Regions from separate parts of the Mus musculus genome. Here all the other regions are linked to region 2. Evidence: chromatin loops called from intact Hi-C (ENCODE). Cell type or tissue: heart. All regions are shown on one strand. Links, peaks and the distances in the headings refer to the core of each region. The heading gives the core; the rest is flanking DNA. Region 1 has its middle 13 kb from the start of Rps26. Region 2 holds the start of Suox (sulfite oxidase). Region 3 holds the start of Pa2g4 (proliferation-associated 2G4).

What was found. Peaks named below come from ENCODE experiments on the same cell type or tissue, not always from the same donor. Only the 100,000 strongest peaks of a DNase experiment are listed, where the experiment ranks them.
Region 1: it touches region 2 in a loop (3-fold over the local background); 27 of 42 quality-filtered maps call a loop at or near these places.
Region 3: it touches region 2 in a loop (2.5-fold over the local background); 15 of 42 quality-filtered maps call a loop at or near these places.

Annotation. Positions count from the first base shown.
Region 1 is chr10:128,608,257-128,618,862 of GRCm38, reverse strand. It overlaps the pseudogene Gm9182. Among named protein-coding and RNA genes, the nearest start is that of Rps26, 13 kb to the left of the region's middle. In heart, for the core only: CTCF peaks have their summits at 3,712 (motif pointing left) and 6,033; a DNase peak (open chromatin) is centred at 6,012; H3K4me3 peaks cover 415 bases.
Region 2 is chr10:128,669,428-128,680,033 of GRCm38, reverse strand. It overlaps Suox (sulfite oxidase), which reads left to right and starts at 6,116. Exons shown (of 4, transcript NM_173733.3): 1 at 6,116-6,182; 2 at 7,432-7,495; 3 at 7,753-7,930; 4 at 8,108-10,147. The coding sequence starts at 7,443. The coding sequence ends at 9,517. Rab5b (RAB5B, member RAS oncogene family) reads left to right here. Exons shown (of 6, transcript NM_177411.4): 6 at 389-2,855. The coding sequence ends at 504. It also overlaps a transcript of Ikzf4 not described here and the pseudogene Gm6336. In heart, for the core only: a CTCF peak has its summit at 5,204 (motif pointing right); a DNase peak (open chromatin) is centred at 6,093; H3K4me3 peaks cover 1,857 bases; H3K27ac peaks cover 1,052 bases.
Region 3 is chr10:128,560,670-128,571,275 of GRCm38, reverse strand. Pa2g4 (proliferation-associated 2G4) reads left to right here and starts at 5,342. Exons shown (of 12, transcript NM_011119.3): 1 at 5,342-5,536; 2 at 7,571-7,699; 3 at 7,947-8,052; 4 at 8,141-8,210; 5 at 8,357-8,449; 6 at 10,294-10,357; 7 at 10,539-10,606. The coding sequence starts at 5,449. Erbb3 (erb-b2 receptor tyrosine kinase 3) reads left to right here. Exons shown (of 28, transcript NM_010153.2): 25 at 1-106; 26 at 269-340; 27 at 922-1,222; 28 at 1,382-3,753. The coding sequence ends at 1,908. In heart, for the core only: no CTCF peak of the experiment used is centred there; DNase peaks (open chromatin) are centred at 5,055 and 5,905; H3K4me3 peaks cover 3,271 bases; H3K27ac peaks cover 2,455 bases.

The sequences.
Region 1 (10,606 bases), core at 3,709-8,708, 62 kb after region 2:
CTGGGCCATCTCTCTAGCCCTGTTCAATAAATATTCATTTCCTATATGCTTGGGACTTTCATCAGAGACCAAGTCTTTGTTGCACAAAGCCAACTGGCTAAAAAGAGTCAGGTATGAGCTGGAGAGATGGCTCAGCGGTTGAGAACCCTGACTGTTCTTTCAGAGGTCCTGAGTTCAATTCCCAGCAACTACATGGTGGCTCATATAAAATAAATAAACCTTTTTTTTTTTTTAATCAGGTATGGTGGCACATGCAATCCCAGTATTTAGGAGGCAGAGGCAAGTGGGAAATATTTTTTTAAAAACTTGCCAACTCTCAGCGGGGCCAGTCCACACTCCAGCGCTCCTGTCGTGGCTACCAACTCTCTGGGGCTAGCCCCCTCAACAGGTGATCTCACTCATGTGGTCTCTTGGCCTAACAACTCTCCAGCCCTGCGTGGCCATAGGGCTCCCACTGGGCTATCTCTCGGACAAGCCCCCCCTCCCAGTTCCTCTCACTTCCATGCAGCACCCCACACACCCCACAATCAGCCATCTCAACACCTAGTTACCAGTAGAAGCACGATTCTTAGAGCTTAATTATCGAATCAGATTTATATAACAATAAGATCACAATTTACAAGATGTCAATACAATAATTTCAGAGCCAATTGATAATGATAAAAGCTTTACCCCAATTATTCTAACCTTGTGAAAATCTTAGCTACTTGTGGCTGTTTAAAACCACACAGGATCAGGATCTTCTTCCTGTTCGTCTGCCTCTAAGTTGGCTTCTCCCATCTCCTCCCCTTCTCTCTCTTTCTTTCTTTCTCTCTTTCTTTCTCTCTCTCTTTCTTTCTTTCTTTCTTTCTTTCTTTCTTTCTTTCTTTCTTTCTTTCTTTCTTTCTTTCTCTCTCTCTCTTTCTCTCTTTCTCTGTCTCCCTCTCTCCCCTCCCCTCCTTCCTTCTAACCCCCCTCCCACCTATATCTCTGGTTGTCCCAGAACTTACTCTGTAGGCCAGGCTGTCCTTTGCCTCTCAAATGCTAAGATTAAAGATGTGCACCACCACTGCAAAATAAAATCCTTTTTAAAAAGAAAAAAAAAAAGTTAGGTGGTTGTGGCACACACCTTTAATCCCAGCACTTGGGAGTGGTTTTTTGTTTGTTTGTTTTTTGTTTGTTTGTTTTTGAGACATGGTTTCTCTGTGTAGCCCTGGCTGTCCTGGAACTCACTTTGTAGACCAGACTGGTGGAGCCACCATGTGGTTGCTGGGATTTGAACTCAGGACCTTCAGAAGAGCAGTCAGTGCTCTTACCCGCTGAACCATCTCACCAGCCCTACACATCACTTTCAAACACTGCTGTGTCTCTAATTTGGGTTTAAAGGTGTGAGCTAAGGATGTGTCTGTATCCCACCCAGAAGGATTAAAGGTGTGTCATTCCAGCTGGATCCCACATACCTAGAAGGTCTTTGGATGTGATCCCTTGCCAGGGAAGCCATGTGGCTGGATTAAAATTCCTCTACAGGGAGGCAGAGGCAGGCAGATCTCTGAGTTTGAGGCCAGCCTAGTCTATAAAGTGAGTTCCAGGACAACTAGGACTATGCAGTGATACCCTATCTTGAAAAGCAACACAAAACAAAAGAGGAGAAAAGATTTTATTTTTACTCATGTTCGTGAATGAGTATGTATACCATGTGTGTGGCAGTGCCTACAGAGGCCAGACCACCTTTTCAGTGCTTAGATTTCAGGCACATGACATCATACCTGAGGAGGGAACCTTATGCTTGCCAAGTGTACACTCTACCAACTGAACTTCATCCAACAATTCAGCTCTGGGTAACCTCTCCCTTCCCGTCCCCCACGTAGGTTTCACTCTGTAGATATGGCTGGCCTGGAACTCAGGGATTCCCCCTCCAGTTTCTGCCTTGAGTTCTCCAATCAAAGATGTGCATTCTCACGCCCATCCCCAGGGTAGCTGCTGCTTCTGGAAAACATCTTTATGTGTATGAGTGTTTTGCTCACATGTATGTATGTATGTATGTATGTATGTATGTATGTATGTATGAATGTGCACCACATGCATACCTGGTGATTGTGGAGGTCTGAAGAAGATATCAGATCTCCTGGAACTGGAATTACTGATGGTTATGAGCAAGCATGTGGGCAGATGGAAATTGATCCCAGGTCCTAACAGGAGAGCAGCCAGTGCTCTTAACCAGCTCTACAGCCCAAGTAGCTTCTTCTTTTTTTTTTTTTTTTTAGTTTTCAAAGCCGTTTATTACATTTATTCATCTACTGCAGGGTGGGCACTCATGTGGAGCTCAGAGAACAACCTGTAGGCTGGGGTTCCTTCTGCTCCGATGGTCCTGGAGATAAGATAGAGCTGTAGGCGTGGCTGCAGCAGTACCTTTCCCTTTGGCCATTTACTTTTTGGTCTTCACATTCACCAGGGAGGCTGAGGAGGCTTGGTTTAATGAGGCACTTCCCACAGCACTGAAGGGTGACGAGAACAGCTTGCTTTTGACTTAGTTTCCATGTGCTCAGACATCAAAGTGAGGACAAAAGCTGCACTAGACAGTTCTTTCTTTCAGAGGTCATTCTCTTCATAGAGAAGATAAGAAGTGCTTGAAGGGCTGGTGAGATGGCTCAGTGGGTAAGAGCACCCGACTGCTCTTCTGAAGGTCCGGAGTTCAAATCCCAGCAACCACATGGTGGCTCACAACCATCTGTAACAAGATCTGACGCCCTCTTCTGGAGTGTCTGAAGACAGCTACAGTGTACTTACATATAATAAATAAATAAATAATTTAAAAAAAAAAAAAAAAAAAAAAAAAAAAAAAAAGAAGTGCCTGAAGTCCAGCTTTGGGTTCTTGTCAGATGCACTCTGACTAAGCAGTGCTTTAAGTTGACAGAAGTGTTTCTTTCTTTTGCTCCCATTCCTTGAGGAGCAAATGGGTGTTGGCTTTCCAGATGTAGGTGTTCTGATGGTCAAGGAGGGACTCTTGCCTTTGGAACCATTTGTACTCTGACCAAGGTTTGCAGAGCCTGGAGCCGTTCTCTTTGGCGTCTTCGGGCTGGCTTTGTTGGCAGCAGTGGCAGCGTTGCTCTTCAGAGCCCACAGGAAGCTTCTACTCTTACCATGGTGTCTCACTGTTCTGTTGCATGTTCTACAGGTAATCAGCAGCACACTTGTAGAGTCTTTATACTTTCTCAACAGTTTCGCTTCTTTAAAACTGAGTGTATCATTTCTTGCTTCTCGATTAAGAAGTTTCTGTATCTTTGGTGTCAATTTGGCTTTAGGTTTGAGGCGCACTCTAGAGTTATCCAGAACCAACAATTGGAAGCAGTGTGGACATGTTTCCTGAAAAGTGCTGTTATCCTCGTGTGTCGAACTGTAGGCCCATAGGAGGTACCGGGCCTGGCCCGGGCAGCTTCCCACCAGGCCCCGAGCAGCCACTTCAACGTAATACTTCTGCCGCATCGCTCAAGAGCTCAGTGGCTCAAACGCTGCGAAAGAACTCCACGCTGGAAGTCGGCTTTCTCAGTGTAACCATCCTAGGCCTCTGCGCCCCCAGTAGCTTCTTGATAGGATTAACTACTGATGATGTTTAATCATAAACCTAAAGAACTGAAGGAAAGGGCTGGTGAGATGGCTCAGTGGTTAAGAGCAATGACTGCTCTTCTGAAGGTGTTGAGTTCAAATCCCAGCATCCACATGGTGGCTCACAACCATCTGTAAAGAGATCTGACGCCCTCTTCTGGTGCATCTGAAGACAGCCACATTGTACTTATTTATAGTAATAAATAAATCTTTGGGCAGGAGTAAGCAGAGACCGAGCAAGCAGGGCTGACTGGAGTGAGCAGAGGTCCTAAATTCAATTCCCCAACAACCACAGGAAGGCTCACAGCTACAGTGTACTCATATACATAAAGTAAATAAATAAATGTTTAAAAAAAAAAGAAGAGGAAGTGAAGGAAAGTTAGGAGTACTGGTGCACATGAATAATCCTAGAGTTTAGGTAATGGAAGCATGGAATCTGAGTTCAAGATCATCCTGAAGTGCATAGAGACTTCAAGGCAAAGCTGTGTGAGACTGGCTCTCAGATAACACCATCACTCTTCTAGGAAAGAGGAAGGAAGGGTGAGAAGGAGGGGGCTGTGAAGGTAAACAAGCCATTGGGATAAATCAGAATAGATTTTTCCAGCATTGGATGTGGCAAGACAAAGTATCTGAGGCAGGAGCTCACCTACCAAGCCGGCATGTTACCGAGAGCAAGGCAGGCGGTGGATAAACTGCACTGAGCCGGTGGAGCCGTTCAGCGTTATGATCCTTTATCTCTGCATCCTTATTTGCTTTGGCGTGATTTTCAAGACTAAGGCAGCAATATAATGCCTATGTACCTAATGTATAACACCCTAAAAGGGATTTGGAACAGCAAATCATATCAGTAAAGTATGTAAGCCAGGTGTGGTGGCCGGCCCCTGTGATCCCAGCATTTTGGACAAAGAGGCATGGTGACTGCTACAAGTTAGAAACCAGACGAGTCTACATAGTTTCAGGCTAAGACCACACAGTGAGACCCTGTCCATCCCAGTAGGTTTGCAGCTCTGGGAAGCTAAGGCAGGATGAATGGCTTAGGTCAGCATTGGCTAGTGGAGTTTCTGAGTTCCGGGAGCCTAGACCACAGAGTAAGATAAAAGCTCCTTTCAGAGAAGGGAGAGAGAGAGAGAGAGAGAGAGAGAGAGAGAGAGAGAGAGAGAGAGAGAAGAAGAAGAAGGAGGAGGAGGAGGAGGAGGAGGAGGAGGAGGAAGAAGAAGAAGAAGAAGAAGAAGAAGAAGAAGAAGAAGAAGAAGAAGAAGAAGAAGAAGAAGAAGAAGAAAGAAGAAGAAGCCTGCCTCACATCTTGGCTACGTGAGGACACACTCTCTGTGTCTCCTAAAGCAGCTGTTCCTCTCTCCGTGTTTGTTTTACCATCTTCATGTGCTGGTGTTTCCATTGTCTTAGAAAACCCCTCTCCTTTCTCCGGCTTCTTCCTCCAGCATTCTCCTGCCCTTTGTAATATTGTATTATTATTATTATTATTACTTTAATTATGTGTATGTGAGTGTGTGCACATGGGTGTAGTGTCTGGGGAGGACTTTGGATCCCCGGAGCTGGCCGTCATGAGCTTCCCAACAGCAGCACCGGCTTTTAACTCTTGAGCATCATCTCTCCAACTGCTTTTTTTCCTTTTTTGGAAAAAAGTTTGAAAACAATGTCACTAATGTTCTCCTTTTATCTGGCTCTTCCATACCCTCCCTCTCTTTCTTACAGACTTATACGATAATATATCTTAGAAAGATATAGTGAGATGTTCATGTTCTTTCTCTCTCTCTCCCTCTCTCTTTCTCTATTGATTCATTTTACATGTCAGTATATATGTCACTGTCTTCAAACACACCAGAAGAGGGCATCAGATCCCATTACAGATGCTTGTGAGCCATCATGCAGTTGCTAGGAATTGAACTCAGGATGTCTGGAGGATCAATCAGTCGGTGCTCTTAACCTGTGAGCCATCTCTCTAGTCCCACGTCATTCTTTCTTTTTTAGACAGGCTCCTACTGTGTAGCCCAGGATAGCGTCTAACGTACCTAGGTTGATGGTGTCATCTTCCTGCCTCTGCCTCCCACGTGCTAGGATTACACGTGTGCCACTGTGACCTTATCATGGTTTATTATTTTGATTGTACCTCAGCTCCTTCTGGAATGAATGCTAGGTAGTTAACCCTGGACTCTTTAAGGCTCATGAACTCTTCCTGCCTCTGCTTCCCTGAGTGCTGGGAGTTCGTGTGGGTATCAGCAGGTGTGGCTAAACCTGAGCTTCTCGCGGTGACTGTCCAAAGATGAGGCCGGTGAGTAGCCCTGAAGGACGTTCACCAGTCACAAAACATTCCTTTTCTCCAGCCTAAAGCATAATATACCGACGTGAACCCAGCCGCTCCAAGCGTCAGGCTAGAGCTCTCTGGCTACAGTTAAAAATGATGCTCCATGGATGTCAGTGCATTAGGCTGACCGTAGGGGGCGACATAGTGCAACAGTTAAGAGCCGGTTGTAGGAGACTAAACTGAGTTTCATCTTTTCCCATATTGTTCTACTCATTTGCAATTTTATGCAATTTACTCTTTCCAAACCTCAGTAACTTAATTTAAACAGTAATACTTGAGCTGAGGAGAGAGCTCACTATGCCTGAACCTGAGTCTCTCCCTGGTACCACAGTGTGAAAAAGGAGAGAAATAATTGTGACCACTACAAGCCCCGATGACAAGAGGCAGGAGCCCACAGGAGCCCACACATACAGGAAATAAATAAACATAATAAAATAGTCATGATTTTGAGATCAACACGGTAACTCACGCTTACGTTTTGTTTTAAGATAAAATATTTTTGAATATTTATTTTTACTATTTATATGTATTTGTGGAGGTAGGAGTAGATAGGTTCCTGCAGAGACCAAGGGAACTAGAGTCACAGATGGTTGCAAGCTGCCTGATACGGGTGCTGAGAAACAAATTTGGGTTCTCCAAAAGAACTGCACGAGCTCTTAATTGCTGAGATATCTTTCCAGCTCCGAAATTAATTAATTAATTATTTATTTTGAGACGGAGTTTCTCTGTGTAGCCCTGGCTGTCCTGGAACTCACTCTGTAGACCAGGCTGGCCTCGAACTCAGAAATCCACCTGCCTCTGTCTCCCAAGTTCTGGGATTAAAGGCGTGCACCACCACTTCCCTGCAATTATTTTTATTTATTTTTATGTATTTTTGCCTTCTCTTGAAAATCAAGTTTTCATACAATATATTTTGATTACACTGTTTCCTCCCCAACTCCTCCCAGATCCCACCCACCACCCAAACCCACACTCTTTCTTTTCTGTCTCATTAAAAAACCAGACATCAAAAATAATAATGATGGGGATAATAATAAAGACAGTGAGAGAGTATTCATATAAATAATAACAACAACAGAAAAAAGAGCCAAAGAAAAAGAACAAAAAAACACATATAGATGCAGACACACACATTCACATACACACACACACAGAAATCCCATAAAAATACAAAAACAGAAGCCATCATATATAAGTAAAGGGCCAGTAGAGGGTTTTTGTTTTGTTTGTTTGTTTGTTTGTTTGTTTGTTTTTTAATGCTCAGACAAAGCACTGTGAGTCCAAAAAAAAAAAAACCCTTCAAAAATATCACTGAGTTTGTTTTGTGTGGGCCATCTGCTGCCAGGCCTGGTGCTTGCCAGTAAGTGCAGTTTGTTATACCCAGTGAGACTCTGTTGGAGAAAACTATTTTTCCTTTGTGAGCAGTTATCAGTGGAGATAGCTTCTGGGTTCGACTCGGGGCCTCCTGTCTACTTTCCCTCTCGGTAATGGGACCCATCTGGCTTAGATCTGCGCAGGCCTGGTGTGTGCTGCTTCAGTCTCTCTGTGTGTGTGTGTGTGTGTGTGTGTGTGTGTGTGTGTGTGTGTGTGTGTGTGTGTGTGTGTTAGTCCTCACCTTTCTGCCTCCTCTTCAGCAGGGTTCCTTGCGCTCTGAGGGGAGGGATTGATGGAGACCTCCCGTTTAGGAGTGAGTGTTCCAGGGTCTCTCAGTCTCTGCACATTGTCTGGCTGTTGGTCTCTGTGTCTGTCCCCATCTCCTGCAGAAGGAGCATCTCTGACGATGTCTGAGCAGGGCACAGGTCCATGAGTACAGTAGAACGTTGTTAGCAGTCATGTCATTGCTACTCTTCAGGAGGACAGCACTATTTGGTTTTCTCCTAGGTCTTTGAGTTATCTTGTCTCGGGTTCTTGGCCACCAGAACAGTGCTAGGCATATATGGTTCCCTCTCATGGAGTGGGCCTCACATCCAGTTAGGTGGTGGTTGGTTACCCCAACTCTTGTGTCACTACTGTGCCAATGTGTCTTGTAGGCAGGTCACCATTGTGGACTGAAGGATTTATATAAACGAGCTGGAGTTCACCTGTTATACCTCTGGTAGTGGAAAGACTACCTTCCAGTACGTGAACACTAGTCAGTCAGTAGAGGTGAAGGCTCAAAGTGGGCATCACTTGACTTCTTTGTGTTCAATGAATTATGTAGGTATTCCTTCAGCAATAGGGACTTACCAAAAGGTTGTGGAGAGCAACCGGTATCTTTGGCAATAGCCTGGGTTTTTTAGGGATTTCCATGGGGCCCTTTTGACCAACAACTGGACTAGATGAAACCCATTCCTGGCAGTGGAGATTGTGTTTGGTGGCAAGAAATACTTGGTTAGAGCTTTCTCTCCACCTTTATTAAAGAAGGTTCTATCTACTGTATTAGGTTTCCATGTGACTCTGAAATGGCTCTCGCTTTTGGCTGTCTCTTCCCATATTCTCTCTATCTCTGAAAAAAGGAAATGATTTATTTATTTATTTTATGTATATGAGTACACTGTAGCTGTACAGATGGGTGTGAGCCTGCATGTGGTTGTTGGGAATTGAATTTTAGGACCTCGGCTTGCTCAGGTCAGCCCCGCTCCGGTCCAAAGATTTATTTATTTATTTATTATACATAAGTACACAGTAGCTGTCTTCAGACTCGCTGGAAGAGGGTGTCAGATCTCATTACAGATGGTTGTGAGCCACCATGTGGTTGCTGGGATTTGAACTCAGGACCTCTGGAAGAGCAGTCTTTTTTTTTTTTTTTTTTTTTTTTGGTTTTTCGAGACAGGGTTACTCTGTATAGCCCTGGCTGTCCTGGACCTCACTTTGTAGACCAGGCTGGCCTCGAACTCAGAAATCCACCTGCCTCTGTCTCCCGAGTGCTGGGATTAAAGGCATGTGCCACCACGCCTGGCCCTGGAAGAGCAGTCTTACCAGCTGAGCCATCTTGTCAGCTATCTTGTCAGCCCCCCCACCCCCATATTCTCTCTTAACCCCTTCCCTCCCTCTCCCTGTTTGGTTTTCTTGTCCTAGTCTCCAGCCTCCATCCATCCATAACTATCTATTCTATCCCCTCTTCCTAGGAAGATCCTCCCCCCCCCCCCGTTTTTTGATTTGTTTTGTTTTGTTTTTTGAGACAGGGTTTCTCTGTGTAGCCCTGGCTGTACTGGAACTCACTTTGTAGACCAGGCTGGCCTCGAACTCAGAAATCTGCCTGCTTCTGCCTCCCGAGTGCTGGAATTAAAGGCATGCGCCACCACACCCGCCCCCCACCCCCACTTTTTGAAACGATGTCTCACTATGTAGCTCTTTAACTGTCCTATTAATTTGTTGTGTACATCAGACTGGCCCCATACTGGAGATCTGCCTGCCTCTGCCTCTGAGTGCTGGGATTAAAGGTATGAGCCACCACTGCCTGGAATCCTGTGATTTTTTTTTTCCCCTGTGATCCTATACAAAGTCATTTACTTGTTTTTTTTTTCTTTTTTGGTTTTTGTTTTTGTTTGTTTGTTTGTTTTTTGGGTTTTTTTGAGGGGGAGGGGGTTGAGACAGGGTTTCTCTGTGTAGCCCTGGCTGTCCTGGAACTCACTCTGTAGACCAGACTGGCCTCGAACTCAGAAATCCGCCTGCCTCTGCCTCTCGAGTGCTGGGATTAAAGGCGTCCGCCACCATGCCTGGCTCCATTTAATTGTTTTTTATAAATATATTCTCTTTTGTTTTGTTTTTAATATTTATTTATGTATTTATTTAATGTATATGAGTACACTGTCACTGTCTTCAAACACACCAGAAAAGGGCATAGGATCCCATTACATGGTTGTGAGCCACAAGTGGTTACTGAAAACTGACCTCAGGACCTCTGGAAGATCAGTCAGTGCTCTTAACCGCTGAGCCATCTCTCCAGCCCTATAAATATATCTTTTAAGTAATATTATTTATATTTTGTTTTAAATATTCAATTTTTAAAAGTTATGTGTATGAATGTTTTACCTGTATGTATGTGAACAGCAAATGTGCAGTGCCCTTGGAGGCCAGAAGAGAGCGTCAGATCCCCTGAAACTGGAATCAGAGACAGTGTGCTGAATTTGAATCCTCAGCAAGAGCAAGAAGTGCTCTTAATTGTTGAGCCATCCGAGTGGGGGTGGGTGGGTATGGGGGACTTTTGATATAGCATTGGAAATGTAAATGAGCTAAATACCTAATAAAAAATGGAAAAAAAAATTGTTGAGCCATCCCTTCAGTCCTGAATGTGTTACATTTAGTTCTTAGAACAGCCTTGCGCTGGCAAGACGGTTCAGAAGGTAGACTTGCCATCCAGTGCCCAGGATTCATGTAAAAAGACAAAAGGAGATTCTCTCTCTCTCTTTCTTTTAAAAAGAGACTTTCAGCCAGGTGTGGTGGCGCATGCCTTTAATCTCAGCACTCAGGAGGCAGAGGCAGGCAGATTTCTGAGTTCGAGGACAGCCTGGTCTACAAAGTGAGTTCCAGGACAGCCAGGACTATACAGAGAAACCCTGTCTCGAAAAAAAAAAACCAAACCCTCCCCCCAAAAAGAAGAAGAAGGAGGAGGAGGAGGAGGAGGAGGAGAAGGAGGAGAAAGAGAAGGAGAAGGAGGAGAAAGAGAAGGAGAAGGAGGAGAAAGAGAAGGAGGAAAAGGAGAAGGAGGAGAAGAAGGAG
Region 2 (10,606 bases), core at 2,750-7,749:
AAAACTACAAAAGAAACCAAAAAAAACCAAAGTGGCATAGTGGTGAACACCTGTAATCCTGCCATTCAGGAGGCGGAGTCCAGAGGATCAAGAATTTGAAGCTAATCTGGACTACAGAAAGAAACCAAAGTCAGAGGTTTAACAGTGGGTTCAGTCCCTAGCACCTCAGACAAAAAAATCTTCAGTGTAGAAACAGCTTCACTTGCTTGGTAACGTCCATCCTTGGGTGGCAGCTTTAGCTCTCTGTGTTCAGTGAGGTTTGCAAAAACTTGGGCCCTCTTCAAATCATTGTTTTAATCTCTCTTATCCCCTCTCAATAGTCGTCTTGTTTGGGGTGGGAAGTGTATATGAGTAAAATCTACCATACTTTGTTCTGTTTTATTTTTAGCAAAGAAGTTGCCAAAGAGCGAACCCCAGAATCTGGGGGGTGCGGCAGGCCGAAGTCGGGGTGTGGATCTTCATGAGCAGTCCCAGCAGAACAAGAGCCAGTGTTGTAGCAACTGAGGGGTGGCTCGAAGCAAATATGTATGGAGTTAGCACGAGAGCTAAGAAATAACCTCCATCCCCACCCCTCAGCACACAGTCCCTACGGTAACAGCACACTGAGCCCTGGCTCCCAAGGGCTGCCTCCTGACAGCTCCGTCATGGCACTTTTTAATGCTTCAGCAACCAACACCAGGCAGCTGTTGCCACTACTATGCCCTACCTGGGGCTTGGGGTCACATCTCCCCAGGACCTTCCTTCCAAAACAAACTTCTTCACTTCGTGTTCTAGGTGCAAGACAGTGACCTTCTCATTGTCCCCCACCCCCGTGTTTTTCCAGTGTTTCAGAGAAGACTTCTGTCTCCTGCCTCACATCCCACCTTTCATCATTACTCCCTCTTCTTGATCCTGTTTCTCCTCTTTACAAGATGATGAAGGGTAATCCCAGGGACTGAGAAGGGAGGGATATACTTTTAGTTACATTAAAGACCTTGTGGGGAGAGTAAGGCTCGCAGCAGGAGGGAGTGAGGAAACATTGCTTTCCCATTTTATTTATCTGGTAAGAGTTTCTTGTCTATGAAACACTGCGGCACCAATGAGTAGGACTTGTGGAGGGCGTTCCTAGGTAGGAGTGAGAACAGGGAGTCAAGCTCGCAGGCACTGAATGGGAGTTTATTAGTAGGACAAAGGTTGAGGTGCAGTGTCATCCGTGGCTCTGGAACTTGCCCCGAGGCTGGTTTCCCTTTTGTCCCCATCCACTCACCCCACTCGAGTGTGGGGATTGGACCTCAGAGTGCTCCAAAGAATCTTCACTGGTTGCCTGCACCTTTAGCTCTGCTGTGATCTAATTGGAGGAGGTACTCTGATACCGTCCTCTGAGGCCTATGTATACATAGGCATTTCCCCTACCCTGGCCTTGAGATGGCCTTAACCCCAGACACCATGCCCCTGCAGTTTGCACTTTAATTGATGGTAGTTCAGTCAAGATACAGGTTTTTTTGTGTGTGGGGGGGGGGGGGTTGATTGATTTACCTATCCTTCAACCGTTTTAATTAAATGGAATCTACAATGAATGAGGTTTGGCCCTATAGAAGACAGTAGCAGTGGCAGCTACTCACACCCAGTCTCCACTGCTAGCTTCCTGACTGATTCATACCTCTATTCTTGGGTATAGGTTTGTCTGAGCAACTGGGGAGTGGCCTCAGAATAGCATGGGCCATGGTAGTGGAGTAAAGAAAGGTCAGGCAAAAGGAGTGTTCTATCTTCCCAGGGTTCACATTCAGTTTGCTATGTCTTACCATGTCTTTTCTACTTCCCTGTAAATACGTATAAGTCTTTATTCTCTGTACAGTCTGCTCTGCCTCCTGGCTCCCATTAGCCTTCTTTTCTTCTCCTTTTGTTAATATCTTGGGTTTAGTTCCTCCTTCATTCCCCCACTTACTCTTACTTAATCCGTGTACCACTAGGGGCTCCTACCACAAAGGCTGCTTGTCCAATGACAGGGCAGCTAGAACTGAAGGTGCCTCACAACTGCCTTGTATCATCAGAGGGCTTTGGTCCTTCCTAAGTCTCTGGCCTCTCTACGTCCTATATTAGGTGTTTGAGGGTGTCTGTGGGAAGCCATCAAAGCAAGAGGAAACTTGGTATTTTAGCCAGAGTTTGGGAGAAACATGCAGAAGAAAGGAAAAGACCACGGTAACCTCGAGTTGAGCCTTTCTGCCCCTTGGGCTCAGAGACTGACTTGTGTTCCAGAGCAGCTGAGGAATCCATGAGGCCAAGATTCTCAAGGACCCAACTTAGGTTCCTCCACTTAGGACTCAATTCTCTTCCTTTTCCAGGGGCAGCCTTAGTTCTCATGGCCCTGAAACATATATTTACTTTCCTAGAACCTGTTCATCTGCAAAATATCCAGGCACATCCTTTTTACAAGTGGAGACTCGAGGGAAGCTCTCCAAGTCTCTTAGAAACTTAATTCCTTCTCTGCAAAAGTGAAGATGTTTTATTGCCTTGGGGCTGGGAAACCATTTCCCTAGGCTTTCCCTCCCTCCCTCCTTCCCTCCCTCCCCCCCTCTCTTAGGAACAGTATTGGCCTTAGTTCCTGGCCTACCTGCTGCCTTCCCTCTCCTCCTGCCAGCTCTCCTGCCTTCGCTGGAGCTCTGTTGGGCTTGAGGGGTTTTGTTCTCTCCCTCCCCTCCCCCGTTACCTTTTTTCTTTTGATCAGTTTTTAGGGGGAGGGCTCAACATTTTTGCCTTTATATTTCTTTCCTAAGGAAGCATTTGCCTTTCTTTCACTCTCCTAACATAACAATCGTGGTAACAGAATGCAACTGCTGATTTATCGATGTATTTAATGTAAGTAAAAAAGGAAAAAAGAAAGTGCACTGGACTGTTGTTTTGTTTGTCTGCCTGAAACTAAAAAATGGGAAGAAAGGGCCCAGAGAAATAAATCCATGATACCTCAAGCATCCTTTCCCTCCACCTTGGCACCTCTAACTAGTCGAAGAACCAATTTGGAAAATAACCCTTTTTATTTCTTTGATTTTGTTTTTATTTTTATTTGTGTGTGTGTGAGAGAGAGAGAGAGAGCGCTTATGTTCAGAGATACATGATTTATCAAATGTGCCTTATTTTTCTTTGTTTGTTGGTATAGTCTGCATCTCTTGAACCACATTGAGATTAGACAGAGGAATGCCATATCTGAACTGTTGGGACCAGTATGCAATATTTTTGCATTTTTCTAGGGCTCACTTGTATATTAGTTTCTGAATTGGATCCATAACTTTAAGATTAAACAGAGAAAAGATAACTGGGGCTTTTCGGCTTTCGGCTTGGAGGAGGCAACGGTGCAACTTTCTTCGGTCGTCCCGAATCCAGGTTCATCCGACACCAGCCGCCTCCACCATGCCGCCCAAGTTCGACCCCAATGAGGTCAAAGTCGTGTACCTGAGGTGCACCGGAGGCGAGGTCGGTGCCACATCCGCCTTGGCCCTGAAGATCGGTCCTCTGGGTCTGTCTCCGAAGAAAGTTGTTGATGACATTGCCAAGGCTACCAGTGACTGGAAAGGTCTCAGAATTACAGTGAAACTGACCATCCACAACAGACAGGCCCAGATTGAGGTGGTGCCCTCTGCCTCTGCCCTGATCATCAAAGCCCTCAAAGAGCCACCAAGAGACCGGAAGAAGCAGAACATTAAACACAGTGGGAACATTACTTTTGATGAGATTGTCAACATTGCCCAGCAGATGAGACACCGGTCTTTGGCTAGAGAACTTTCTGGGACTATCAAGGAGATCCTGGGTACTGCACAGTCTGTGGGCTGCAATGTGGATGGCCACCACCCTCATGACATCATAGATGACATCAACAGTGGTGCAGTGGAGTGCCCAGCTAGTTAAGAAGCAACAAGAAAATATTTCAATAAAAGACTATCTGATAACCAACAACAACAACAAAAAAAGATAGCTGGGGAGATGGCTCAGTGGTCTAAAGCACTTGTCGCATTTGTAGAGATGTGGATTCAATACTAGCACCCACATGGCAGCTCACAGCCATCAATAACTCCAGACCCAGGGTAGCTGATATCTTCCGGCCTCCATAGGTGCCAGGTACACACATGGTACATATACATGACTCATACATACAAAATAAATCTTAAAAAAGAAACAGCTGGATATGGTGACACTTGTCGGCTATTTAGGAAGGCTGAAGCTGTAAGACTTGTTTAAAGGCATCCTAAATAGTAGTTTAGCAAGACCATATTTCCAAAAAAAAAAAAATTATTAAATTAACTTTGATTGATCAAGTAGCTTCTATCCCAAAAAGAAACATTTCTGCCCAGACCTGTTTCTTATTTCTGCTTGAAGCCCTCCAATCTGTCATAGTCTAAAGGACTGAAATACAGAAAATGAAAACATAAGAGACTGATTGTAGGCACGAGGGTTCTAAGTGAGAAAGGATGTTTAGAGAGCCAGCCAGTTAGAGTCAGGCAGCCCTTAAGTTTCCAGGCCAGTCCTAATTGCCATCTGTGGGCCTTTGTCAAGTCAGCAGTGCCTCAGTCTCTCCAGCTGTGCAATGAAGAGACTGTGGAGGTTGAGCCAGGTGTGTGGCACACACCTAGTATTCCCAACACCTGGAAGTAGAGGTCCATCTGCACTACAGGAGATAGTAGCTCCCTAAAATAAAGGTGGTGCATTAGTAGATGGACGGAGAAACCATACCAAGTACATATTTGACAGGGTCTTTGTGTACAATCATGGCCGGCCTCAGCTGGAATCATACTCTGGCACTGTAACACCAACTGAAACTTTATTTTCAACAACAGGGCCTGGATGTGCCCTTTACATTAATCCCAGCACTCTGGAGACAGAGGCAGGCAGATCTCTGTGAGTTCCAGGCCATCCTAGTCTACACAGTAAGTTCTAGGACAGTCAGGGCTACACAGAAACCCTGCCTCAAAAAATAAAAACAAAAACAGAACCAACCTTTCGGATGATAATCTGCAAAGGCTGAAAACCTTTCCACTCCCAAAAACGTTAGAGTCAATATCACCTATTCACTATCACGTCCCCTTTTCTGAGTACACTTCCCTGTTCAGGATTCTTAGCCCAATTCCTCAAAAAACAAAAACCAAAAACAATCAAAAAACATAAATGGACAAAGATGAACTTCCAGATGTAAAAGTTTGTTCTAAGTTGATGCGACTGTAGCTCAACCCTCTGGTCTCTAGAGGGCAGTCTATGAATGTTTGTTCCCGGAGCCCAAAGTGAATGTCAAAATTTCAATCTCTAGTAAATGATTAAGAGTAATAGCAAATTTTTCTATCATTGTCCTTTACCTTTTATATACAAGACTACAATGTTTATACTTTTGTTAAACTGCCCTTTTTTCTTGTTTAAGTAGACGCTTTTTAAAAAATTCATCACGCAGACTTTGGTGCATGCTTTTAAGTGAGGTACTCGAGGCAGAGACAGACAAATCTACCTCCGGAGTTCCGGATCAGCAGGGTCTACAAAGCTAGATTCAGACCAGCCAGAGCTACATAGTGAGACCTTGTCTCAAATAAAACATGGTTTTTCGGTATTGCTGTTTTCACACTTCAGAAATCCACTCTGGGAATCGTTGAGCCACTATTTTGGGCATCATTTCTGCCGTTATTCCTGGCCTTGCTTTCCCTAGGACTCAACGTTGCAACACCGAACTACCGAGGCGCGGGACAAAACCCTGGGTTTTCCCCGGGAATGTGGTCCCCATTCTCGTGGCCACCTTTCAAGGCCTTGTCACCTTCCACTGTCTAGATACAGAGCATCAGTTGTGCCTCACAATTCCCTACGGAGCTGCGGTCTGCTCTGGTCACCAGTGTGTGACCCCGGTCCCCGGGAGGCAGAGGCCTGTACCATCCAGGACCCGGCGACGCCCCGCCCCCCAGCTTCGCAACCCCGCGACCCGGCGACCCGGCGACCCGGCGACCCGGCGACCCGGCGACCCGGCGACCCGGCGACCGGGCGACAGTTGACAGTCCTCGTCAAGAGCAGCTGCAAAGCTAGGGGCCAATAGCTGCGGAGCCGGCGAGGGGCGTCAGGACGCCTGCACAAACTGTACACGTCACGGCCGAGCCCCGCCCCGCCCCGCCCCTCCGCTCTGGGCCGCTCTAGCCCTGCACGGGGCGGGTGAAATTGTTCCGCTGCCGACATCCAGCCGGGTAAGGGGACTGCGACCGGGAGAGAAAGGAGGGAGGGCAACGGTGGGACCAAGGCGGCCAGTGCCGCCAAATCTTGGAGTAACTTGGAGCAACCTCCAAATCTTAGCAGTAGCAAAAGAACCAGTATCTCCATATATGATGTCGGTGTGCTCCTGGGGTCGCAGGCTGGTGTTCTGTCCGAATTCTGGACAGACACACCCTCCTACCTAAAGTGTCTCAGAGAGTAAGGACTACTCTTGCACCACGGAGTAGCATTTCGGTATTTAGCAGGCCGCTCCTCCCAAACCTGGAACGGGGCTGGTAAAAAGCAGGTTGCTGAAATTAAGAGTAGATGGCAGGAAGAGTAGGGATCCCCGTGGCCCAGGCGTAAAGAGGAGAAAAATTCGCCTTTTCCATCTTCCTTCGCCATTTGTAAGAGTCCCATCCCTAGCATCTCAGCAACCAGCGGCTTCTTACTACTCTCCACTTTGACCATCCTAGGTCAGAGAGGCACTAGGTTGTGAGGAAGACACCTCAGCAGGACAGAGAGCAGAAAAATTAACTTCCTTCTCTAGCCCATCCCCTGACACCCTGGCCATTGACTCTGCTCAGTTTGCTGAGATCACTAGAATGCCATAGACTACGAGGTCAGGGTGGAGACTCTGAATTGAGGTTCAGTTCTCAGATGGGGTATTTATTTTAGAAGGGTGGAGGGAGAAAAGAGGAAAGGTCTGAGTGAATGTTATTACTTGTTTACTCTTCGTATCAGTTCCTCTGGGTAGAGATGAGGATACAAGTTCAGAGAGGCCCGCTGTGTTGCCATGGGAGCTGGTTAATGACAAGGCCTGGTTTTGCAAACCCCAGGCAGTTTGCTTCCAGGATTCTGGCTCCTTCACCCCATTAGGTTGCAGCCACCTCTTGTCTGTTTTCATCAGTCTCAATTTAGAAGTAATTATAAAATAGGGGCTGAGGATATGACTCAGTGGTAGAGTTATAATATTCTCAAGACCTTAGGTTCAATACACAGCATCATTAGAAAAAAAATTGGCAAACCTCTAATCTGTCCTTTAGTCCCTTTGCCTGGGGCATTGTTCTTTCTAGAAGCCTCTGTACCTTTCCATCCCCACTCCACCCCCATTCCTTTCGGCACAGTGTGTCTCTGAAGTGCTCCAAGTGTACTCTTAAGAACACATTTGGACCATGCACTCTCAGGTCTCCCAAACATGGGGTTTTCTTGGTTTGAAACCTAGAATCTATCTTCTTGTTGTAGGTCTTGCCACGATGCTGCTGCAGCTATACAGATCCGTGGTTGTGAGGCTTCCACAGGCCATCAGGTAGGTTTTCCCAAGCCAGTACTTATCTCCTAGCCTATCTCATAATTATCTTATCTGGTAGATATTTATCTTATCTGACACATAATATAGTACAGTATTGGAGGAAAGAGAAAGCCATATTTCGCTGGTCCTACCCATCCGGAAGAAACCAAATTCCAATTGCAAACTGGTGACTAATGAGGGAGAGGTGACTGACCACACTACTTCACTGGTGCTTTCTTGGGACGTTCTGTGCTACTAATATCTCTGTCTTCCAGAGTCAAGTCAACCCCCTTGAGGCTCTGCATTCAAGCATGCTCCACAAATGATTCACTTGAGCCCCAGCATCCCAGCCTTACCTTTTCTGATGATAACTCAAGGACTCGGAGATGGAAAGTCATGGGGACCCTGTTAGGCCTGGGTGTGGTGCTGGTCTACCATGAGCATCGGTGTAGGGTAAGTGGGAAAAGAGCTTCCATGCCGGAACAAAGGGATCTTATAGGCTCTGTCTTCATGAACTGTAGAAATACAACCTGCTCCCTTAATTTCCCAGACTGACTGTGGATGGGGTCAGAATGACCTAAAGTGAGTTAATAGTCTCTTCCTTTTGCTTTCTCCCTCCTCAACCCTCAGGCTTCTCAGGAGTCACCACGGATGTACTCTAAAGAGGATGTGCGTTCTCACAACAACCCTAAAACTGGAGTCTGGGTAACTCTAGGCTCTGAGGTCTTCGATGTCACAAAATTTGTGGACCTGCATCCAGGAGGACCATCAAAACTGATGCTAGCAGCTGGAGGTCCCCTAGAACCCTTCTGGGCCCTCTATGCTGTGCACAACCAGCCCCATGTACGTGAGTTACTGGCCGAGTATAAGATTGGGGAACTGAACCCCGAAGATAGCATGTCCCCCTCCGTGGAAGCCTCTGACCCTTATGCTGATGATCCTATTCGTCATCCAGCCCTGAGGATTAATAGCCAGCGCCCCTTTAATGCAGAGCCTCCTCCTGAACTGCTAACTGAAGGCTACATCACACCAAATCCTATTTTCTTCACCCGTAACCATCTGCCTGTACCTAACCTGGACCCACACACCTATCGCTTACATGTAGTAGGGGCACCTGGAGGTCAGTCACTGTCTCTGTCCTTGGATGATTTGCATAAGTTTCCCAAACATGAGGTCACTGTCACTCTGCAGTGTGCTGGTAACCGGCGCTCCGAAATGAGTAAGGTCAAGGAAGTGAAAGGTCTGGAATGGAGAACAGGGGCCATCAGCACAGCACGCTGGGCTGGGGCCCGGCTCTGTGATGTGTTAGCCCAGGCTGGTCACCGACTCTGTGACTCTGAGGCCCATGTCTGTTTTGAAGGACTGGATTCAGACCCCACTGGAACTGCCTATGGAGCATCGATCCCTCTGGCTCGGGCCATGGATCCTGAAGCCGAGGTCCTCCTGGCTTATGAAATGAATGGTCAGCCTCTACCTCGTGACCATGGCTTCCCTGTACGGGTGGTGGTTCCTGGTGTAGTAGGTGCCCGTCATGTCAAATGGCTCGGCAGAGTGAGTGTGGAATCAGAGGAGAGTTATAGTCACTGGCAGAGGCGGGATTACAAAGGCTTTTCTCCATCTGTGGACTGGGACACGGTAAACTTTGACCTAGCTCCATCAATTCAGGAACTACCTATCCAGTCAGCTATCACACAACCTCAAGATGGGGCCATTGTAGAGTCAGGCGAGGTGACTATCAAGGGCTATGCATGGAGTGGTGGTGGCAGGGCTGTGATTCGAGTGGATGTGTCTGTGGATGGGGGACTAACCTGGCAGGAAGCTGAGCTAGAGGGAGAGGAACAGTGTCCCAGGAAGGCCTGGGCTTGGCGAATATGGCAGTTGAAAGCTCAGGTGCCGGCTGAGCAAAAGGAATTGAACATCATTTGCAAAGCTGTAGATGACAGTTACAATGTGCAGCCAGACACTGTAGCCCCAATCTGGAACCTTCGGGGCGTACTCAGCAATGCCTGGCACCGTGTCCATGTTCAGGTGGTCCCATGAAAGCATGGAATGGCACCATTTGTACCCAAAGAACCACCTAGACCTCTTCACCAACCCAGCCTTAATCCTCATTGCTGTAGATAAACATTTCCTTCCTCTCCTTGATTCGTAACCTTGTACGTACTGTGTCTTAAGCTGTACCCCAGCACACACATCTCTTCTGGCCCCTGACCCTGTGCTTGGAGAGAGGCTGCTCGGGTGAGAGAGCAGCTCGAAAGACACTGCTTTCTTACCCTATGGTCATCTCTACTTCTGATGCCCCCCCATCTGGGCCTTATTTTGCATTGCTTAGATTCTTCAGATGTGTGTGTGGTGTGTGGAATGTGTAATTACTGTACATTTTTCTTTTTCTTCTTCATCATCTTCTTGTTATTCTTTTTTTTTCCCCCTTTCAAAACAGGGTTTCTCTGTGTAGCCCTGGTTGTCCGGGAACTCACTCTGTACCAGGCTGATCTCAAACTCAGAGGTTTGCCTGCCTCTGCCTCCAGAATGCTGGGACTAAAGGTTTGCACCACCTCTGCCCAGCTACATAACTATTTTCAATTGCCTCTGGGATGCAAGGGGATTTCCCTCTTAGAGTGCTACTTTTAAAACTATTCCAATAAAGTGTCTGTTTAAGATTATGACTGGAATCTCTTGGGCCTGGACAGTGAACATGTTGCAAGGAGGTATGATACTAACCCAAAGCTAGCGGGAGGGAGGTGTAGTTGCTAGAAAAATCAAGGAATGTGTCTCCCTTCTCAGGTCCGCTGTTGCACTACCTAAATGACTGACCTGGAGATACCTACGAAGAGAGAAGTGATTTAAAAAAAAAATGTTTGTTGCCTTCAAACAGTTTCCCCAATTCCTGCTCTCTAGGCAGGATTGATAATGAATGCAAAAATTAAAGAAATCAATATTACCTTAGGGAGGGCAGGGGCAACCCTTGGCACCAGAGGCAGACATGTGGAGGCACGTGGGGTGACCACTGTGCATCTAGTTTGCAAATTAGATGCAGATGGGGAATAGAAGTGTGCACCTAGTTTGCAAATTAGATGCAGATGAAGGATAGATTTGACTTAACCTCTGCACCACAAGGCGTTTTGGATT
Region 3 (10,606 bases), core at 2,332-7,331, 110 kb after region 2:
AGACCTGGACCTCGACCTAGACGTGGAGGTAGAAGAGGAGGGCCTGGCGACCACACTGGGTTCTGCCCTCAGCTTGCCTACAGGAACGCTTACCCGGCCACGTGGGGTAAGATATCTTCTAACCGCACAAGATTCTGCTACGCAGACACCCCCCACACACACACACACCCCACCCCCGTGAGCATGAAGAATCACCACTCATCAGCCTCCACACTAAGAATAGATTTCTTCCTTCATTTTAGCCCTTTCCTTTCCTTTCCCATTCTAGAGCCAGAGTCTTTTAAGTCCTTCGTCTGGATACATGCCCATGAACCAGAGCAACCTTGGGGAGGCTTGTCTGGTAAGATGTGCTGGCGCTTGCTCCAGCCCAAAGGTTTATTATTGTATGTAAGTCTACTGTAGCTGTCTTCAGACACACCAGAAGAGGGCATCAGATCTTATTACAAATGGTTGTGAGCCACCATGTGGTTGCTGGGATTTGAACTCAGCACCTTTGGAAGAGCAGTCAGTGCTCTTAACTGTTGAGCCATCTCTCCAACCCCGCATCTTGCTCCTTATCCTCTCTCTCTCTATTCCCCTCCCTGCTCTTTCTATCCTCTACTACTCCACTCCTCTTCTCCTCTCTTCTCTTCTCTCTCTCTCTCTCTCTCTCTCTCTGCCTTTCTCTGCCTCTACTCCCTCAACTCCCCTCCCCATGCCCTGAATAAACTCCATCCTATACTAAAAAAAAAAAAAAAAAAAAAAGAAAAGGAGAGAAAAGAAAAGAAAAAGGAAAATGGAGATGTTTCAAATTTTTAAGGTTTAGTTAGCATCCTGCCAACAGAGAAGGCCCTCCCCGAGCAACTGTGCCTCCTTCTGAGTCTGTATTTTTATACAGTCCATATAATCCTTGTATTGCTTCCTATGACTTTTCCTCCGTAGGATTCTGCGGTTTTGGGGGGTCGCGAACAGTTCTCCCGTCCCATCTCTCTGCACCCGATCCCACGGGGGCGTCAAACGTCAGAGTCATCAGAGGGCCATGTGACGGGCTCTGAGGCTGAACTCCAAGAGAGAGTATCAATGTGTAGGAGCCGGAGCCGGAGCCGGAGCCCACGGCCACGTGGGGACAGTGCCTACCATTCGCAGCGACACAGCCTGCTTACTCCCGTCACCCCGCTCTCCCCACCAGGGTTAGAGGAAGAGGATGGCAATGGTTATGTCATGCCAGATACGCACCTCAGAGGTACCTGTCACTTCCAGCGTTACCCTCAAATCTTCTAATCTTTTTTTCTCCAAGCTCCCCTTAATTTTTTTTATCTTCTCTGATGACTCGCTCGCTCCCATTCCTTCTGGTTATTTCTATGAAGTTCTATATATACTTAAGAGTTTCTCTCAACCATAGGTACATCCTCTTCCCGGGAAGGCACCCTTTCGTCAGTAGGTCTCAGTTCTGTGCTGGGTACCGAAGAGGAAGATGAAGATGAGGAGTATGAATACATGAACCGGAAGAGGAGGGGTAGCCCGGCTCGGCCCCCCAGACCTGGTTCCCTGGAAGAGCTGGGCTATGAGTACATGGATGTGGGTTCAGACCTCAGTGCTTCTCTGGGCAGTACGCAGAGTTGCCCACTCCATCCCATGGCCATCGTGCCCTCTGCTGGCACGACTCCAGATGAGGACTATGAATACATGAACCGCAGGCGTGGTGCGGGCGGTTCCGGAGGGGATTATGCAGCTATGGGGGCCTGCCCAGCAGCTGAACAAGGGTATGAGGAAATGCGAGCTTTCCAGGGGCCTGGACATCAAGCCCCCCATGTTCGTTATGCCCGCCTCAAAACTCTGCGTAGTTTAGAAGCCACTGACTCCGCCTTTGACAACCCCGATTACTGGCATAGCAGGCTTTTCCCTAAGGCTAACGCCCAGAGAATTTGACCTCGGTTCCTTGAGACTCTTGGGGAACATTTGATGGCAGCTAGTGCCTCTTTGAGGGTAACCCTTCCTCACCCCTTTCTCTGAGGTCCCACCTCCATTTCTCCAAGAATGCCATCTAGTTCTTGGAGATTTGTCAACATATCGTCACAAACTTTTTGCGGTACATAGCCGGCTGTGCACTCTCTTCTCTTCCCAAGCCTAGGAAAGAGAAGTTTCCCTGTGTCTCTCCCTTCCTGATCCCGTTCCTCAGGGAGACTCCCTGGAGATATGAAGGATTACTCTCCAGACCCTTTCTCTCAGGCTCTTACTCATTGGGATTAGACTCTTAAACTTTGCCTTTCTTCCCCAATCAGACTCTAAAGAAGGGGAGATGAAAGAGAAGAGAAAAAGTAAGACTTTTGTTTATGAGACTTTTAATCCCAGAGGAAGATTGAGAAGCTCAAAGCTTTGAGGAGTGAAGTTAGGAGTAGGTACCAGTGACTACGAACTGAACATGCACTGTGAGCCAGGCATCCTCATACTGAACCCCACCTACATTGTCTCAGTTATAATCTTTCCAGTTTTGTGAGGTAGAACTGATCCTGTTTCACCAATATGGAATCTGAGTGTTCCAAGATAGCCAACAGGTCCCGGAATCTTTGAATAGTACTGAATCCTGTAGGGTTTTTTTTTTCTTTTAATATTTTTAATATTTTTTTAATATTCAGTAAACAAAACTGAATTCTGTGATTAGTGACTTTTCCATCTTAACTAAGAACTTATTGTTCTTTTTAGTTTGAGGTGACACAGCAGAGGTTGTACTGATTTTTCTATTTTTCTAATTTAATGGATTTGTTATTATAGACATTACAACCCCCCCCCCCGTGAAGTCAAGAATTTCCACCTTTTCTCAAACAAAAAACCATTTCTTTGACACATTTGAATTAATAGCAGGACTTGCCCTTTGGGCCCATTCTTAGGTAAGATGAGGGTCTTTGAGCACAAGTACTATGAGATCTGTCAGTCAATCTAATAACCAGGCAGGTAATTAAGTGGCTCAAGAGCAAATAGGTTATTCAGTGCGGGTGTACCAGGCAGAGATGATTCATCTACCAAGTGGAACAGGAGAGGCCGGCTGTGATTTCATCGTGCTATTCAGAATGGGTACTATGTAAACTGTAAGGATTATTTATTTCAGGAACTTGTCACTCAGCATGTTTCAGATGACAGTTGACCACAGGTTACTAAAACTGTGGACAGCAAAACCTCAGAAAATGGGGAATTGAGCCTTGAAGAAGCAAAGCCACAGGTCCAGGATTCAAAATCCTCCCAATTCCCATGCCTGTGATTTAACTATAAAGTGTATGTGTGTGTGTGTAAAGCCGGGCCTGGCGACTGGCCTGCAACTGTGTAGCCCAGGATGGCCTTCAACTCCACACACAGCAATCCCATCTTCACCTCTCAAAGGCTGTGGCTACATGTGTGAGCTTCCAGACTCCGTTTGTTGGTGCACTGAATCAAGCAAATGCAGCCAGCCACGTTTTCCTCCAGCACCCAGGCCTCTCATCTCAGGAAGGAGTGGAGATGACACAGGACAAGTAACTAGACATTTTTGTGTAAGCTGCAGGCCATTTACGTTGCAGATACACACTCATTACAAGCCAATTCGCAAAGGTTCCAAGACTCCTATTTTGGGAGCTGTTCTCAACCAGTAGTGATAAACTTCTGGTGGGATAGAAAGAGGATCCATCTTCAAACCTCAAGTCTTCCTGGATGGGAACTGGGGGGAATGTCTTCTTGTACCATTAAAGTTTTTTTGTTTTGTTTTTATACGTGTCTAAATAAAAATGTCAGAGTTTTTTTGTTTGTTTTTGTGGATTCCTGTCAAGTGGAAAGTACACATGACCATCCCTTTTCTTTGCTTCTTAACAATGGGTGGCTTTCTCTGCTTCTGACATTCTGTCACAAGTAATGTAACCAATCTTGATTTGTTCTAAGATTTTAATTATGGGTATGTGAGAGAGTGGGAGTTTGGGAATGGTGTTATGTGCACGTGAGTGCAATGCCCACAGAGGCCAACTACACAGTGCTAAGAGTTACAGGTGACTGTAATGTTCTGGGAACTCCCTTCCCTCTGCAAGGATACCAGGTTATACCAACCAGGTTATTTCTCCAGACCCTGTTTGCATTCTAGTCTTTTTCTTTTGTTTGTTTTTTCGAGACAGGGTTTCTCTGTGTAGCCCTGGCTGTCCTGGAACTCACTCTGTAGACCGGGCTGGCCTCGAACTCAGAAATCCGACTACTTCTGCCTCTCAAATGCTGGGATTAAAGGCGTGCACCACCAGTGCCCGGCTTTGCATTTCTAGTCCTTTCTACTAAAGGGTTTTTTACTGGGGATCCCTACAAAGGAACAAAAGTGTAAACAATTAGGAACAAAACCCTAACCCCCTGATTGTTGGGAGAAAATGAAAAAGCTCAAGCAAGCCTTGGGTTGTTTTTATTTTTTCCTACACAGGTTGGGTACTGAAAACTTGAAATGATGCAGAACTTTTTTTTTTTTGTTCGAGACAGGGTTTCTCCATATAGCCCTGGCTGTCCTGGAACTCACTCTGTAGACCAGGCTGGCCTCCAACTCAGAAATCTGCCTGCCTTTGCGTGCGCCACCTCATCCCGGCGATTCAGAACTCTTAAGAGTGACCAAATCCCTCATAAACGTTTCCCTTAGATGGCCCCCATCAAAAACCACGGCTGGAACAATAGTGCTATTTTATTCTAGTCTAGTAGGAAGTCTGGCCTTTTTCTATTAGCAGGCCATGGTACATGTATAATCACCCAGACTGTCCAGTTAGTGCTCGCTTCCAGCACCCTAGGACTTCCACCTCCGCTCAGCCCCTCCCAGAGGTTATCCCAGCACTGGAGGATTTGACCAGCCAGGCCGGTCGCGCCGGCCGACAGGGGAATCCAAGGCTACGCGCACGGGACAACCGCCCAAAACGTACACACACACCCACTGACCCTAGTCCTATGGCTCCAGGCTCCACCCTGTTCCACCCTGCCCAGCGGCCTCTCAACCCTTTTCTCCCTGTAGCTCCACCCCTCCCCGCTTGGCCCGCCCCTCGCTGTTACGAGCTCAGGGTCGGCGTGAATGAGAGGTTTTTCCCGGAGAGACCACGCTTTCCCTCAAGCTCCCCAACGGCTCCGCCTTCCCGCCGGGGCCAGACTCTTCCCAGCGTGCCCGGCGATTCCGGCGTGCGCAGACTTGGGAAGGCAAGTCCTCCCAGGGCCTGGCGGACGGGCGCGAGGAGCAGGCTGGGAATTGTAGTTCTAGAGCCCGCGAGGGCGGCTGGGAACTGGCCGACAGCAGGACTCATTGTCCCAGTGTGCCCTGCGCCTCAGCCCGCGCGCTCGCAGCTTCTCGCTCTCTCTGCCCGCCCTCCCGCTCCCTTGCTTGCTCGCGCTTTCCTCGCGGATCGAAGAGACTCTAGCTACAGCCTGTGGCTGGGAAGGGAGACGGAGGCCGCAGCTCAGGGAAAGTGAAGCTGCAGTAGTAGCAGTAGGAAGATGTCGGGCGAAGACGAGCAGCAGGAGCAAACTATCGCCGAGGACCTGGTCGTGACCAAGTATAAGATGGGGGGCGACATCGCCAACCGTGAGTGCGGCCTCGGGGGTCTTGGAGTCGAGGCTGAGAGGGAGAGGTTTGGGGCTCTCTCCGGAGGGCTGTGGCGTCTGGGTCTTGCCGAGTGAGCCACCGAGGGGCGCGTGCCGACTGCCGGGGGCGACGTGGTGGGGAGATCTGGTGTCGCCCTGGGGACTGAGCAGCCATGCCTGGGCTGGAGAGTGGAGGTGCGGGCCGGCGACCGCGAGGAGTACAGAGAGGGGCCCAGGCATGCTCCGACCCTGGGCGGTTGGTAAGGAGGCAAGGCGCGTCGTCTTCTGCCCATACCCTTCGGTCTGTCCGGATCTATGCTCCCGACTGGCAGCAGTGAGGCCACCTCGAAAAGGAAGCGGCCAGCTGTTGGCGACGGAAGCGCCCCTCTGCCAGTCGCGGCTCTTGACCCGCGGGAGCTGAGCCGGCACGTGTTGCCAGGTCCCTGTGTGCGGATCGATGGCTCCCCACTTCCTCTCCTACCGTGCTTCCCCACCACGTGCTTTGCTAAAGTCTTTACTTCAGGTCTTCTTAGTGGGGACCCCCTTCGCCCCTTGACCTAGCTCGAGGGGCCGTTGGAAGACACTTCTGGAGCTTCTAAAACAACCTGGCTTTCCTGTATGACCACTGCTCCGGTTTTTGAAGGCGGCCTTTAATATTTGTTCCTAGAGCCTCTACAGTGTTTTGAGGTTCTGCTTAGACAGCTGGGCAAGCCTGTCTATAATACTGAAAAGAAGTGGAGAGAGACACGGATTTTAGGATTATAAGCATTTCTTAAATGATCTTTACTCTCCTAACAGTTGTCTGCCACTTGGACAGATAACTTTACTGTTTTCTCTTTCCAGTTCTTTCCCTCCCTTACCCCCTTATTTTTGGGGCTTTCTGTGTAGCTTTGGCTGTCCTGGTACTCCCTTAGACCAGGCTGGCCTGAGAGATCCGCCCACCTCAGCGTTCCAGAGTGCTGGGATTAAAGGTGTGTGTAACCATGCCCGGCTCTTTAACATTTTAAAAATTAAAATTCACTTGATAAAAACTGTCTTAGACTTGGCAGTGGTGGCTCACGCCTTTAATCCCAGCACTTGGGGAGCAGAGGCAGGCGGATTTCTGAGTTTCAGAGAAACCCTGTCTTGAGGAAAAAAAAAAAACTGCCTTAGGCCTTTAGAATGGACTTGACAAAATACTTGGAAGAAGGTATTTAGGGTGTCTTTGGTTACATCTTAGTTCCTCTGGAATCCAGAGAATAAAACACATAAGAAATCATCAAACCTAGAATTCCCATGATCATAAAGACATACACAAAATGATAACCTTATTTGGGGTGATGTTTTAGTATTTGCTGTTGGTTTGAATCAGACAGAATCTCCAACCCCACAGGCAACTTCAGATAATAGTTTTGAAACTGGTTACATGTGATCTTGATATACTGGAAGTAAAGTTTTAGCCCTCTGAATCTTTAAGACCTTAGGTTAATTCCCCTGGGCTTATATACTTAGACATGGGGAAATACAGCCACATAAATTATGATTACTACTTTGTGTCTGGGGAGGGACGGAGGTAACATTTAACAATGCTTCAACTTTGACTCAGCAGTTCTCTACCTCCCCATTGTCCCCGACGCCTATAAATGTCTTTTGGTCTGTTTGTGTGTGTGGAGTGGGTTGCCACAGCATCTTTGGGATGTGTGAGGCCTAAGGCCTAAGTGTCAAATCATGGAGAGGAGAGAAGCTGGTGCTGACCTTATTTTTGGAAGGGAAGGTAGGAAGTAGAGCAGGGTGTGGTGGGCTCACCTTCAGTGCCAGCACATGTGTGGGGAGACAGAGGCAGGCAGGTCTACGCTGAATTCTAGGACAGTCAGGGGTATTTCTCAAAAACAAAAACGCAGACGTTAAACATGGGTAGATTATTCCAGGACATAAACCTTTCCTCTCTCTACCTTAGGACAATGAACAGTGTTGGGAGTATGAGAAACGAAATTCAGTTTGTGGTCTGGTCACATGATGAACGCATGCAGGGCTGATGGGTTTCTCCTGTTCCCAGGGGTGCTTCGATCTTTGGTGGAGGCTTCCAGCTCAGGTGTGTCTGTGCTGAGCTTGTGTGAGAAAGGTGATGCCATGATTATGGAAGAGACAGGGAAGATCTTCAAGAAGGAAAAGGAGATGAAGAAAGGTAAGAAGGGTAAAACCCTCCCTCTTGATTTCTCCTATTTGAACCCAGCCACCTAGTTGCCCTCCCACAAACACACCCCACCCCCCCAAATCCCTGGTTAAGCTATTTGAAAATCTAAGTAGCAAGTGGGATGGGTACAGTTTCCTTCCCAGACTAAACCGAAAACCAGTCCCCTTCAACTTTTCTAAAGGGCAGGAAGTGTTCCCAGGTGAGAACAAGGCAGTAAGGTTGATGGTTCTTTTTACAGGTATTGCCTTTCCTACCAGCATTTCCGTAAATAACTGTGTGTGTCACTTCTCCCCTTTGAAGAGTGACCAGGACTATATACTCAAGGAAGGTGACTTGGTAAAAATGTAAGGCTGAGCTGTTCTGGAGTATCTGTCATTTTCCTGTGTGTGCGCGCACTGTTGGTTTCTAATGCAGTGCTGTTTTGCCTTCCAGTGACCTTGGGGTTCATGTGGATGGCTTCATTGCCAATGTGGCTCACACTTTTGTAATTGGTGTAGCTCAGGTAGGTAGCATGCTTTTGAACTTTGCTAAGTCTTGATATGGGGATATCCTGCCATTTGTTTTTAATCTCCGTTGTAGTACCACAAAGTTTGGTCACACACTAGTGGTCTTTCTGGAATAATAGAGGATGTATTTCTTTATTTACAGGGGACCCAGGTAACAGGGCGGAAAGCAGATGTCATTAAGGCCGCTCACCTATGTGCTGAAGCTGCCTTACGACTGGTCAAACCTGGAAACCAGGTAAGGCACTTCCTTGTAATTCCAAAGCTTGACAGAGGGAAAAAGATGAATCGGGCGTTTATAAACAGCAGTTAACTGAGTGCCTACTATCCATGCAAGGTATAGGGGATGTATTTCTTCCTGTGGAACCTATAAAAGCCATTCTTAGATTTTTGTTTGTGTGTTTTGACCCCAAAATAACTAACAGAAACAATTTTTTACAGTTGTGTGTGACCATACAGCCGGGTATGGTGGTGGTGGTGGTGGTGGTGGTGGTGGTGGGGTGTGTGTGTGTGTGTGTGTGTGTGTGTGTGTGTGTGCTGAGTGCGCACACTGTGCTCAGTTTGTATTCATTCCCCTGATTAAATTCTTTGTGTCCTTCTGATAACAACTTCAGAGTTTTCTAGCACTTTGAAGGTACCCAGCCTGTAGTAAGTTAGGCAAGTCTTTTTTTTACTGGCTATTTGCATAATGGTTAGTCTGTAGCTGTTGAATCAGATGCAGTCTATGAGCTCAACTTTTTAAGTCATCTTTTCTTCCCTGGTGTCCATCCTCCTCCCCTGGGATCACGTGTGTGATCAAATTTCCTCATCTGTAAACTAGGAAAAGTGTCCGAGGGACCAGTACCCTGGATGAGGAGGACTGTTAGGGTCAGCAAGATGTCTCAATGGGTAAGGGCCCTTTGTACTCTGCCTGGTGGCCTGTTTGATCCCTAGGGCCTACCTGATAGAAAACAAGAACTGGCCGAGAGCAGTGGTGGCACTTGGGAGGCAGAGGCAGGAGGATTTCTGAGTTCGGGGTCAGCCTGGTCTACAGAGTGAGTTCCAGGACAGCCAGGGCTACACAGAGAAACCCTGTCTTGAAAAAAACCAAGCCCTACAACTTACATTTACTTAGTAATAATAAATGTATGCACACACTAAATAATGTTATTTTCTTTTGCTTATCTTGAAACAGCTCATATATTGTGTATGCCAGGCTGGCCTTGAACTCGGGTTCTCCTGCTTCTGTCTCCCCAAGTTCTGGTAGTAAAGGCACTACTTTGCCAGGCACAGATTTTTTGTTGTTGTTTTTTGTTTTTCGAGACGGGGTTTCTCTGTATAGCCATGGCTGTCCTGGAATTCACTCTGTAGACCAGGCTGGCCTCGAACTCAGAAATCCGCCTGCCTCTGCCTCCTGAGTGCTGGGATTAAAGGCTTGCACCACCATGCCTGGCTTAGGCACAGTTTGTTTGTTTTGTTTTGTTTTGTTTTTGTAAATTAGAGACGAATGTTTTTTGGTTCTATTTGTTCTCTAAATGCCAAGCCAGTGATTCTCACACAACCCCATCATTTCTACCAACAAACTTCTATCCAGGGGAGGGTGGCATATGCCTTTATTCCCGGCACTGGGGATATATCAGATCAGGCATACAGAATTGATAAGCCTTTATAGGTTCCACAGGAAGAAATTACATCTCTAGTCTTGTTGGGAAATACAGGTTTATAGCAAGATTTCTCTAAAAATACTCGCTTAGCTTTGGATAAATTAGTTAACCTTTTTGAGTCTGTTTCCCTTTCCTCTGGATTGGGGTATATAGATTTGCTCTGTTGTCTCCTTGGATCATGTTTATGCAATTTTTTTGTGGGGTGAGACAGGGTTTCTTTCGAGTAGCCCTACTCTCCTGGACTCTATAGACCAAGCTGGTCTTGAGCTGAGAGATCCTCCTACATTTGCCTCCCAAGTGCTGGGACCGTCCCCTGGATATGAGTTTGTAGATGTGATGGGTTGTGTGAGAGTCACTGGCATTTAATAAAGGATGTTAGAAATCTGCCGTGAGAAAGGGTAGGCCGCAGACAAGTCTCACCTGTTGTTTGCTCTTCTAGAACACACAAGTGACTGAAGCATGGAACAAGGTTGCTCACTCATTTAACTGCACACCAATAGAAGGTGAGACCTGAGATAACCAGATCAATTAAGTCTCCTTCCTGGCTCTGGCTTTGTCTAAGGCAGAAACCCCCCATACCTTGTTTCCATAGTCATGTATAATCTTCTTATATGAGTGGACTTAGAAGCTATCGGGGGCCCTATATCCCTGTAGCTGGTACCATAGGTTTTATCCTGTCTGCAGGTATGCTGTCACACCAATTGAAGCAGCATGTGATTGATGGAGAGAAGACGATTATCCAGAACCCTACA